2 separate regions of the Homo sapiens genome follow, and region 2 is linked to region 1. A link is a loop called in an ENCODE intact Hi-C map of the cell type or tissue named here. Cell type or tissue: mammary epithelial cell. All regions are shown on one strand. Links, peaks and the distances in the headings refer to the core of each region. The heading gives the core; the rest is flanking DNA. Region 1 overlaps LOC105369844 (a long non-coding RNA gene). Region 2 overlaps LOC105369844 (a long non-coding RNA gene).

Region 1 (5,388 bases), core at 190-5,189:
ACTACTCAGGGTCAAAGGCATATATTTAAATGCTAAGTGCTATGATTATGAATGTTAAGATGCTCAGGGAAGGGGATGGTTTGTTTGAGTCTTTAGTGTGCTATTTGAAGAATGTGGAACTACTATGTCTAAGAGAACTGAAAGAATTTAGAAAGCAGAAGAAACAAGCACTAAAGAGAAAAGTTGTTTTTATTATTTATTACATGCTGACTGCATACCCAGTGGTGAACAAAGAATAAAAGGAGGGACTGCTGGAAACATTGGGGAAGGCGCAGAACTGGCAGGCTTTTATTAGGTACGAAGATGAGTGTCACATCAGTTCATTGTCTTCTGTACCAATATTAGGATGATGGACTGAGGGCTTCAAATTTGGTTTTATATGGTGTTTGCAAAATGTTTATGGTTAAATTCTAAGATAGTAATGTCTAATGGGTAATCCATTGCATTATCAAGGCATGTAATCAAGTTTTCTTGAACAAAACACAATGAGAGAATATAATTATGTTTAGGGAAAGGTGAGGCAGGGGTGTCTGCTTGTTTGGTAGGCTCATGTAGGCCTGCAGCAGCTCCCTCACTGGTTCATGTGGCAAATGAGGGATCTCATAATAGATCTGTTTTTGAAGCTTTACTCAGACATTATTTCTTCTCTCATCAGTGTGTTCCCATTGCATTTTTTCTTTTTTTTTGAGACAGAGTCTCGTTCTGTCACCAGGCTGGAGTGTAGTAGCGCGAACTTGGCTCACTGCAACCTCCACCTCCTGGGTTCAAGCGATTCTCCTGCCTCAGCCTCCCAAGTAGCTGGGACTACAGACAAGCTACCACGCCCAGCTAATTTTTGTATTTTTAGTAGACAGGGTTTCACCATGTTGGCCAGGATGGTCTTGATCTCTTGACCTCCTCGGCCTTGACCTTGATCTGCCCACCTTGGCCTCCCGAAGTGCTGGGATTACAGGCATGAGCCACCACGCCCGGCCCCATTGCATTTTTTGCATAACCATTTCTTTTCATTCTCAGAGCAAGCAATCCAAGAGACAAGATAAGTTTCTATGCCTTTTATGGCCTAGCCCCAGAAGTCATGCACCATCTCTTCCATGCTATTATATTGGTCAAAGTAGTTAAAGGCCTTTTCAGGTTCAAGAAAAAGAAAAGTATACCCCATCTCTTGATGTAAGTTGTAAACATCACATTTTAAGAAAAGCATGTAGGATGGAATGTAGTTCAATATGTTTATATTTAGAAAATGCAATCTGCTGCAACATGGAAACCAAGTAACCCACACAAAGTGCTTACAAATATTAACTATTATTAATATTATTCAATGAATGTTTTCTTAAAGAATAAATTAATATACATTTCTTTCTGCCTAGAACTTTGAGCTGTAGTTAAATAATTCTTGACTTGTAAATTGTCAGTTTGAGCTTGTCTTGTTTGCTCCTACCTGCTACCTGCATTAGGATCCCTTCAAATTGGAGAGTTTCTAAATTTTACTTTTTAACTTAAAATCATTTCAAATTTACAGAAGTTTTAAGAGTAGTACCAAGAACTAACTCTCTAAACCCATCTGAATTTGCCTGTTTTAACCTTTTCTTCATTTTCTTTTATATTCTCTCTTCTTCCCTCCTTTCCCATTCAAGTATTAGTTTCAAACATCATACTCCTTTTCCCCTTATAGATCCATAGTACCAACATCAAATTCAGGACGTTTAACATTGATACATGCTATTATTTAATATATAGATCATACTCAAATTTTAATAATTGCCCTAAAAATGTTTTTGTAATTGTTTGTTTTCTCCCTGAACCAGCATCCAATTCAGGATCACAGATTGCATTTAGTTGTCATGGCTCATTAATCTCCTTTAATTTGAAGCAGTTCCTTAGCTTTGTTTTTCAGGACATTGACATTATTGAAGTATACAGGCCAGACGTTTGGTAGAAATGTCACATGATTTGGGTTTGCCTCAGGGTTACTCATCATTAAGTTCAGATTATGCACTTTTGGCAAGCATACCATGACAATGATGTTGTGTCCTTAACAACATATCACCACCTAGAGGCACACATTACTGATGACATTAACTTTGATCACTTTTTATAAACTGGTGATTGCTAGGTATCTCCACTAGAAGACTACCATTTCTCTTTATAATCTACAGGAAGATATTTTGAGACTATTTAATATCCTGTCTTCTTCAAACTTTTACCCTATAGCTTTAGCATCCGTTGATGAATCTTGATAAAATCAGTTATTACTATGATGTCTTTTAAAAAAGATGATTGACTTACCAACTATTATTACTTCTTCTACATTGATTAGCTGGATTCTTATTTTTATTCAGTGAATTAGATCCAATGCTGCCATTTAATTCTTGTTGAAGCTTAAATTGTCCCAAATTTAGCCAATAGGTACCCTTGAAGCTGGCCCTAAGTCTTTTTGACATAGCCTTCATCATTTTTTGTACACTTTTTTGTATAAGATATTCCAGACCCTTCTTGTCTTGCTTTGCTCTGGCCCTCCTCTCTCCAAGGAATCCTAGCTCCTTCTAGTGAGGAACAGTACCTAGAAACAAGGTCTGTGAAGAAGTGTTTGTTCAGGTTATCCAATGTTGAGGTTATTCAGGCAAAAACACGTTAAATATTGAGTCCATCAAACAGAAAGTCTTACTTAAATTAAAAAGTGTGAAGATAGTTGACCCTTGTTCAAGATGTTCTATGTGCAATTTTATTTTTATATCTAGCCAATTGCAAAACATCAGAAGAGCCATAGTCCTGGGCTTATTGGAAGTGAGGTTCTATTGAACATTGAGCTGGGAGAGTAGGGAAATTGCAAGATAGCGAGAAGTCAGGCCCCACAGAAGGAGCTGCAGCACTTGCGGGGCATCCACTTTTTAGAAAACTGGTCAGAACCAGTAGACGAACAGCCCATTTTGAAATAGTGGTTGTTTGTGCCATCTGGACTTAGCCAATCATAAAACTCAGTTGATACTCCAAGCCTAAAATGGTCTTGGAGACCCTTTTTGGATTTTGGCTTAAGCCCCATTTTAAGGAATCCAACCCCTTCTTGTGAGATCAGATTTCCCTGCCTTGCACTGAACTTGTTTAGTCCTTGTCCATCCTAGAGCTTCACATGACTCAGTCTGCCAGTTAGGTTGGGAGATATAGCGGAGCTAGAAGGAGCCCTGGCCCTGGTACTTACTAAGCATACCCCTTTGATGACTTTAATTGACTCACTGTGTGGCTCTAAGTCCCTTCTCCTTTCTGGGCCTCAGTTTCCTTATTTGTAAAATCAGAAGGTGAGGCTAAATCTCAAAATGTCCATCTAGCTTCATGTTCTATGAAATCTTCTCTGCCTAAAATCTTTAAAGTGCTAATTAAACTGGCAGATCAAGATAAATGACCAGAGGAGCTGGACCCATTACAGAATTAAAGTCTTCAGAGCCCTAGCAAGCCTGCTTTTTGAAGCGTGCTTTCTTTTTACAGCTGTGAAGAGAGGAATCAGCACATGCGCTATAACTTCATATGACTAATGGTAACCATGGCGACCACTAAATATTCCTTCCAGACCTTGCATCTGCACAGCTCACTGAAGCAGAGGAAATAAACGTTGCTGCTTTGAAAAATGATAAAAATAATCTAAGCCAGCTAGAGGCTAGGAAGGAAAGGAGAGATCTTCCACCTGAAGGTCAAGCCATTTCATCTCATTATCTTTTCAGGGCCTTGTTTAACCTCAGGGGGCATTTGGTACCAACCGAATGAATAGGTCACAGACTGGAGGGATTTAGTATCAGGCTACTGAAACACTTGACTAGTTTTTAAAGAAGCTTCTGGGGTTCTGACAATGTTTGCTAGGCTGGTGTGATGACCCCTATGTTAAAATGCAGTAGGTCATCAAAAGCAGGTCCCCCAGCAGTTCTTGGTGTCAGGTCATATTATTGGTTTAAGAGAAGAGCAACTAGAAGACTGGCCAAGGTCAAACAGGGACCTGAGAAACCAGGCAGAGAGCAATAGTAAGGAGGTCTGCATGCACAGGAAGGTGGGGGATGGAAAGGCACAGTGAGGCAGGCTGGATATCAGCACTCATGCTCAGAGAGCAGAGCACAGGCAAGAGAACTGGGCCGCATGAAGCCTGCAAATTGGACAAAGAGAACAGACAACAGGTTAATTGCACTTTCTGTAAAACATGAGGCAACAGCCAGGAATACTGCAACCAATAGTATAGCCAAGGAGAGAGATGCAGGAAATGTAAAGGAGTGAACTGCTCATGAGTGGTTGGATTCTATCTAAAGAGGGCAGCCTATTGTTGCCACGGGGGATTGCATGTCCAGAGCTCTCATTTGTCAAGAGAAGCAAGAAATCTGGATTTTAAAAAATGTGAAATTCCTTAATTGTTTAACGATGACATGGTGTGGATTGCCATTTTGCATCCTCTAAAATTATAGTTACCTTCTGAGAATAAAAATAGGAAATGCCAGAGGAAGGAGATTCACAGTTAGCCAAGTCCACAGTGACACACACGGCTGATTGTGTCCAGCATCTGAGGCTGTGAGCACCTTGCCCAGTGGCTAGTCAGTCTTCGTAATGTCATCTCCCCTACCCCAGTATTTTCACCCTGAATTGCGGTAGATGCTAGCACCAAGAACCCAGCATTGAGCTGCTCCTATGCTTTAGTTGAGTCTGGGGTCTACAGATAAGTCATAAACATCTGACTACAGCAGGGAGTGAGGGGACAGACAGCAAGTGGACCATCTCTGACATTCTTACATAAGGTGAGAAGCCAACCTGTGCAAACTTGACCACCATCCTATTTGCTGTGTTGCTCCACAGGAAACTAGTCTGGATAAAACTTAGTTTCAACCCTTAGTGCCTGGGGTTCAATAAGACACAGTAGATCATGTTACCCTTTTGAAAAGCACACTTACTTTCTAGATTACAAAATTATTAAAGGGAAATCTGAAAATGCAAAAAAGAATAGTAGCATGTAATCATAAGGTAAAATACAGATGAAGCCAATAAAATGTCTTGTGGGAAATCACTCTGATGCAAGGATAGCCTACAAGTACCATACCAGGCAACTTATTACAGAGGTCACAGAACAGGAAGGCTCATAGCTGGAATGAATATGTTGGAATCTCATACTTCATTGAATCAATTCAAAACAGAGCAATAAACAAGGGGAAAGAAGAACATAACTCACTTAGGGCAGGGTGCATGTGGGCAGAAAGACCACACTCCCCAAATCCTGTGTTATCCAAACTTCATACATCCTGTCTGTCTTCTACACTAACCTTCCCTCTTAGTGATGTGGATATAAGGACCAGAGTAAAGGCAGAGCAAGAGGGTTCAGCAGATGAAAGATGCTTGGAGCGGATGCTTAGCTAATCTTTGGGA
Region 2 (5,388 bases), core at 227-5,226, 190 kb after region 1:
GTTTTGTATTCTATGCATATATAATATTGTGTCATATTTTTTGTATGTTGCTAAATATTCTTTGAATTATTTCAATTCCTTATATTATTTATATGGTGCAAACCACTCTTTTGAATGAATATATTAGGATATATTTAAGAATTCTCCCACATATGAATATTATAATTTTAATTGATTCTTATTTTTAATCATATTGTAATAGACATCCCTATTTGCCCACAATTCTTTTTATTTGCTAAAAATACATTCCTATAAGTAGAATAACTATTTAAAATATACATTTTAAAGGGCTTTTGATACATCTTGCCAGATTTCTCCTGTTGCTCTCTATAAAAGTTGTAACAATTTGTTCCCTTACCAGTCTTCAATGCACTGTACCCACAAAGTAATTGCAAATTTGAGAAGCAAAACTGGCACCTAATTACGGTTTTAATTTGAATTTGTAGCTTATAGTGCAGTTGGATCTTTTTTAATATGTTCATTTGTATTTTGCGTTTCTTCTGTAGCTTGGCCCTCCATGTCCTTTTTTTTTTTTTTTTCCTGTGAATTTGAGTTAGAGAATGTTTGCTCCCTCTTTGTTCATTTTTTAAGGGTTTTAATAAGATTGGGGTAACCTGGTTTTGAATGTTTGGTGGAATTCACCTTGTAAATTTATTTCAGCTCATTTATTCCTTGAATGTAGATTTTTAAATGCTTAGTCAACTTAACAGTTATAATACAAAGTTTTTTTTGGTAAGTCAGTATTGGTAGGTTATATTTCTCTAGGAATGTATCAGTTTCATCTAAGGTTTACATTTTATTGACATAAACTTGAGTACATATTATTTGTTTTTGATGATTGCTTTGTTTTAGGTAGTTAGGCTGATCAATCTTGCTGTTGATTGTTTTATTTTACTTTTTGACTACCAAAAAAATAGAATGTTCCAATCAAGTTTCTCTTAAATTATTTCTTGTTTTTTCTTTTGATATAATATTAAATACACATTTACTGTCGTGTTTGAGAAAAGAGCTTGTCCCATGCTTTTCTAGAATACACAGAGGTGTATAGATTCATCTATTTTTTTTTTTTTTTTTTGGGGGGGGATGGAGTCTTGCTCTGTTGCCAGGCTGGAGTGCGGTGGCGCGATCTTGGCTCACTGCAACCTCTGACTCCCTGGTTCAAGAGATTCTCCTGCCTCAGCCTCCTGAGTAGCTGGAATTACAGGCACACGCCACCATGCCCAACCAATTTTTGTATTTTTAGTAGAGATGGGGTTTCACCATGTTGGCCAGGATGGTCTCCATCTCCTGACCTCATGATCTGCCCGCCTTGGCCTCCCAAAGTGCTGGGATTACAGGTGTAAGCCACCGTACCTGGCCTCTATAGCTCTATCTATGAGGGACTTGGTCCTGAGGATACATGGATTATTACCCTGAAACTCTCTCACTTTCAGAAAAAGCTGAAGAATGCTCCAAGAGTGGTTAGAAACTTAGGCCTTAAATGTAAATGGGAAAAACATGTTTTCAACATTATTACTTAACATTATTCAAAGCCTGTATCTCATTTATTTTTACTACTTCGTCTAAAATGGACTGATAATGGAATGAAGTATCTTACTACAATTATCTGTCAGTTTCTGTGTGAATCTCTAAAAATTTCTATTTATTTCTAATGGTATGGTATTATTTTAATAAGCTCATAAAATGTTGTGATGGCCTAATGTTAAGTTTAGAGGTAAAAGAATGCGTTGGAAGTTCAAGAATTTATCTATAATCCAATAACGATACTTTTTTGTTTTTTTTTTTTTTTTTGAGACAAAGTCTCTGTCACCCAGGCTGGAGTGCAGTGGCACGATCATGGCTCACTGCAGCCTCTCACTCCCCAGGCTCAGGTGAACCTCCCACCTCAGCCTCCTGAGTAGCTGGGACTACAGGCACGTACAACCACACCAGTCTAATTTTTGTATATTTTGTAGAGACAGGGTTTCACCATGTTGCCCAGACTGGTCTCAAACTCCTGGGCCCAATTGATCTGCATGTCTCAGCCTCCCAAAGTGCTGGGATTAGAGGCGCGAGCCACTGCGCCTGGCCTACCAATAATGATACAACTAAAAGCAATTCCCTCTGAACTTTTGATTCATGGTCTTTCTTATCTTTACTTCTCATTACCTTTGCTACCTTTTAAAGTTTCGTTTTACTTTTTTTTCATAGGAATTTAAGTAGGTAATTTGTAGACACTGTAAGACATGACCTTTATTTAGCTACAAGTCCCTTTTATCTAATACCTATTGAAGTGATCAATACCATCTGGATATAAACCAGACTTTTTCCACCTTGCCGCCCATCACCATGTCACCCCTAGTATTTTTATTTTAAGTATCCTCCCTGTTTTCCCTTAACTCAGTGTTAGTAAGGCTGAACACTCCACCTACATTCTTTTTGTTGATGTCTCCCAGCTCCCAGGGTACTGATCTCCAATGTAGGGTTTAGGCTCCCTAGAAGGTGCTAGTAAACATTCTTTTGAGGAGTAGGGGAAAATGCTAGAACTACTAATTATGTTTATTTTTTTATCTCACCTTAAATTATTCTTTGTTTATGCTCTATAGTGTTTATGATATAATTACAGTAGTACAGGTATACTTTACTAATAAATAAACATGTGTTTATTGAGTGAACTGAATTTGTTGCGTGCGCTACAGATCTGGTGATTTGTATGCAGGAAGTTTATTGGGGAATGCTCTTAGGATCAGCGCCTCAGGGGGTACTGTCAAAAGGGCAGGATTGCATCATGGTTCTCAACTGGGAAGGTTTGGAACCCCAGGATATATTTAGCAACATCTGGAGACATACTGGCATCTAGTGGATAGAGGCCAAGGACACTGCTAAATACCCTGTAATATACAGAGTGGCCACCACAACAAAGAATCATCCAGGTCAAAATGTCAATAGTGCTGAATTTGAGAAATCCTGGGGTAAAAGGATAAGCTGAATGGCAGTCAAGGCCAAGGCCTCACTTCATTCCGTAGGGAGCTCTGGAATCAGGTGGGCCCTTCACAGTGTTCTACACAGGCCAGTCATGGGACACAGGAAGGAAGTATGACCTCAGAAGGGTGATTGTCTTTGGCTTTAGGCAAACCTGAGAAAGCTAAGAGCAGGCAGCTGCCAACACCCACAATACTGGAGAAATGAGAGCTTCAGCCCTGAGAAGGTTATGGAGAGAGACTAGGTGGAAAACCACAGCATCCACTACAGGAGAAATCACTAGCCAGCTTTTTTTCTCTCTCATTATTGTCTTTAAGTTTTTTTCTAAATGTTATTTTTAATTGACAAATAATAATTGTGTATATTATGGGGTACAAAGTGATATTTTGATCTATGTTTACATTGCGAAATGATTAAATAAGGCTAATTAACAGATTCATCAGCTCCCATACTTACCGTTTGTTTGTGGTGAAAACATTTAAAGTCTACTCTCTGAGCAATTTTGAAATATGTACTGCATTGTTATTTATTACAGTCATTCTGTACAATAGATCACTAAAGCTTATTCCTTTTGCCTAATTGTCTTTAAGTTTGGTTGAACCTTGGCCTCATCCTTCCCTCTGCCTTACCACCAGTGAATCTCACTGCTTCTTAGGGCAATTTCAGACATAAAAAAAAAAATCCATTTTCAAGCCTTCCAAACTCAAGGACAATTTATTTCAGAACATTAATCCCTTATTCGGGGCAAAACTTCCCTTTCTCTTCACTCCAATCTACTCTCGGCTGGGGAAATGGTGATGGACAATGGAGCATGTAGCTTTCTCTTATTTCTCTTATTTTGACTTCCTTTCCCACATGCTCTGTGAAATGTTGGGACAAAGGGCAGGAGGAGATGTAAAACAGTTTAGTTTGGAGGCCACAGTGTAGAGGGTGTTGATCCAATAATCATCACATCTCTGTTACATTTTTTACAGTTTCCCTTTCTACTGGTTCATTTCTGTTTGTCCACTAAGGTACTCACAAATTGTTTCAGTCTTAACAGAAACACACCAAAAAATAAAATAGTAGCATCATCCTTCCTTGCTATCATTGTGCCTTTTTCTTTCTTTCCCTCCAAAGTGGAGTAGGCGGGACTTACTGTCTGCTTCCTGTTATCTGCTTATCTTTAACTCTTGACTGCTGGCTCTTTTACTTCTTCTCCCTGTGACTTCCCTGAAACTTCCAAAGGCTGCACATTACCTGTAACTATCAAATGTTAAAGCTTTTATTTTTTTCTCATTCCATTTGATCTTTTTGCAGCACTTTAACATGAATTGACAGACTATATCATCTGCTTCTTTTCTTTTAACTTTTCTCCACTGTGAAATAATGCAGAAAGAAAAGTAGACAAAATTTTAAAATATATACCTCAGTGATTACAGAGAAAACTCATGTGATTGTCACCTACCAGATGAATGTGTGCATTTCTTATACCCTAGAAGCCCCCCTTGCAGCTTTCCAATCACTACCAGTTCAAAAATAGTCAATATGCTAACTACTATGCTAATTACTTTGATATTCTTTATAGTTTTCCACCTAAGAATGCATTTCTAAGCACTATAATTTGATTTTGCATCTTTTTAAAAGCAATATAAAGGCCTGCAGTATATATTCTTCTGTGTATGGCTTCTTTTGCTCAATACTACATTTGTGAGATTCATCATTATTGTTGTGTATAGCTGGGATTAATTCCTTTTTATGGCTGTATGCTATTCAATTTCATGAATATACCACATTTATCCATTCTATTGTAGATGAACATTGGAGATGTTTGTAATTTTTGCCTATTGCCAGTAATATTGCTATGACCTTTCTTGTATACACCTTTGGCTACATGCGTGTATGCATTTATATTGGGTATATATCTAGGCGTGGAAGTAGTGAGTTGTTGGTTTTTGCATATTTTTAAATTTAGTAGAAAATGGCAAATAGTCTTCCAAAGTGGTTATACCAATTTATACTCCTGTCAACAGTATATTAGAGTTCCCATTGTTTCATGTCCTTGCAAACATCTGGCATTTTCAATCTTAATATTACCATTTGGGTGGTTTTATAATGGTATCACAATGTGATACTAATTGTATTTCCTTAATGACTGATGAGGTTGAGCCTTTCTTTGTGTGTTTATGGGCCATTTAGATATCTTATTCTGTGAAATGCCTATTGAAGTCTTTGCCCAGTTTTCTATTGTGTTGCCTGTTCTTTTTCTTATTGATTTGATGAGTTTTTTTTAAAAACATACTTTGGATTCAACCTCTTTGTTAGTTGTATGTTTTGCAAATATCATCTCCAATTTCCATGTTCTTAAAGTGTTTTGATGAAAACAAGTTATCCATCTAACTGTAACCCAAATTTTCATCTTTTCCTACATGATTAGAAACTGGTTTT

The links. Peaks named below come from ENCODE experiments on the same cell type or tissue, not always from the same donor. Only the 100,000 strongest peaks of a DNase experiment are listed, where the experiment ranks them.
Region 2: it touches region 1 in a loop (10-fold over the local background); 4 of 110 quality-filtered maps call a loop at or near these places.

What each region holds. Positions count from the first base shown.
Region 1 is chr12:75,813,715-75,819,102 of GRCh38, reverse strand. The region is part of intron 1 of LOC105369844 (a long non-coding RNA gene); the gene reads left to right. Among named protein-coding and RNA genes, the nearest start is that of PHLDA1-AS1, 210 kb to the left of the region's middle. RefSeq lists a silencer at 3,521-3,580. In mammary epithelial cell, for the core only: a CTCF peak has its summit at 2,065 (motif pointing left); DNase peaks (open chromatin) are centred at 2,002 and 3,522; H3K27ac peaks cover 2,653 bases.
Region 2 is chr12:75,621,421-75,626,808 of GRCh38, reverse strand. All of the region lies in intron 9 of LOC105369844 (a long non-coding RNA gene), which reads left to right. Among named protein-coding and RNA genes, the nearest start is that of KRR1, 110 kb to the right of the region's middle. In mammary epithelial cell, for the core only: a CTCF peak has its summit at 2,846 (motif pointing left); DNase peaks (open chromatin) are centred at 2,828 and 2,958; H3K27ac peaks cover 413 bases.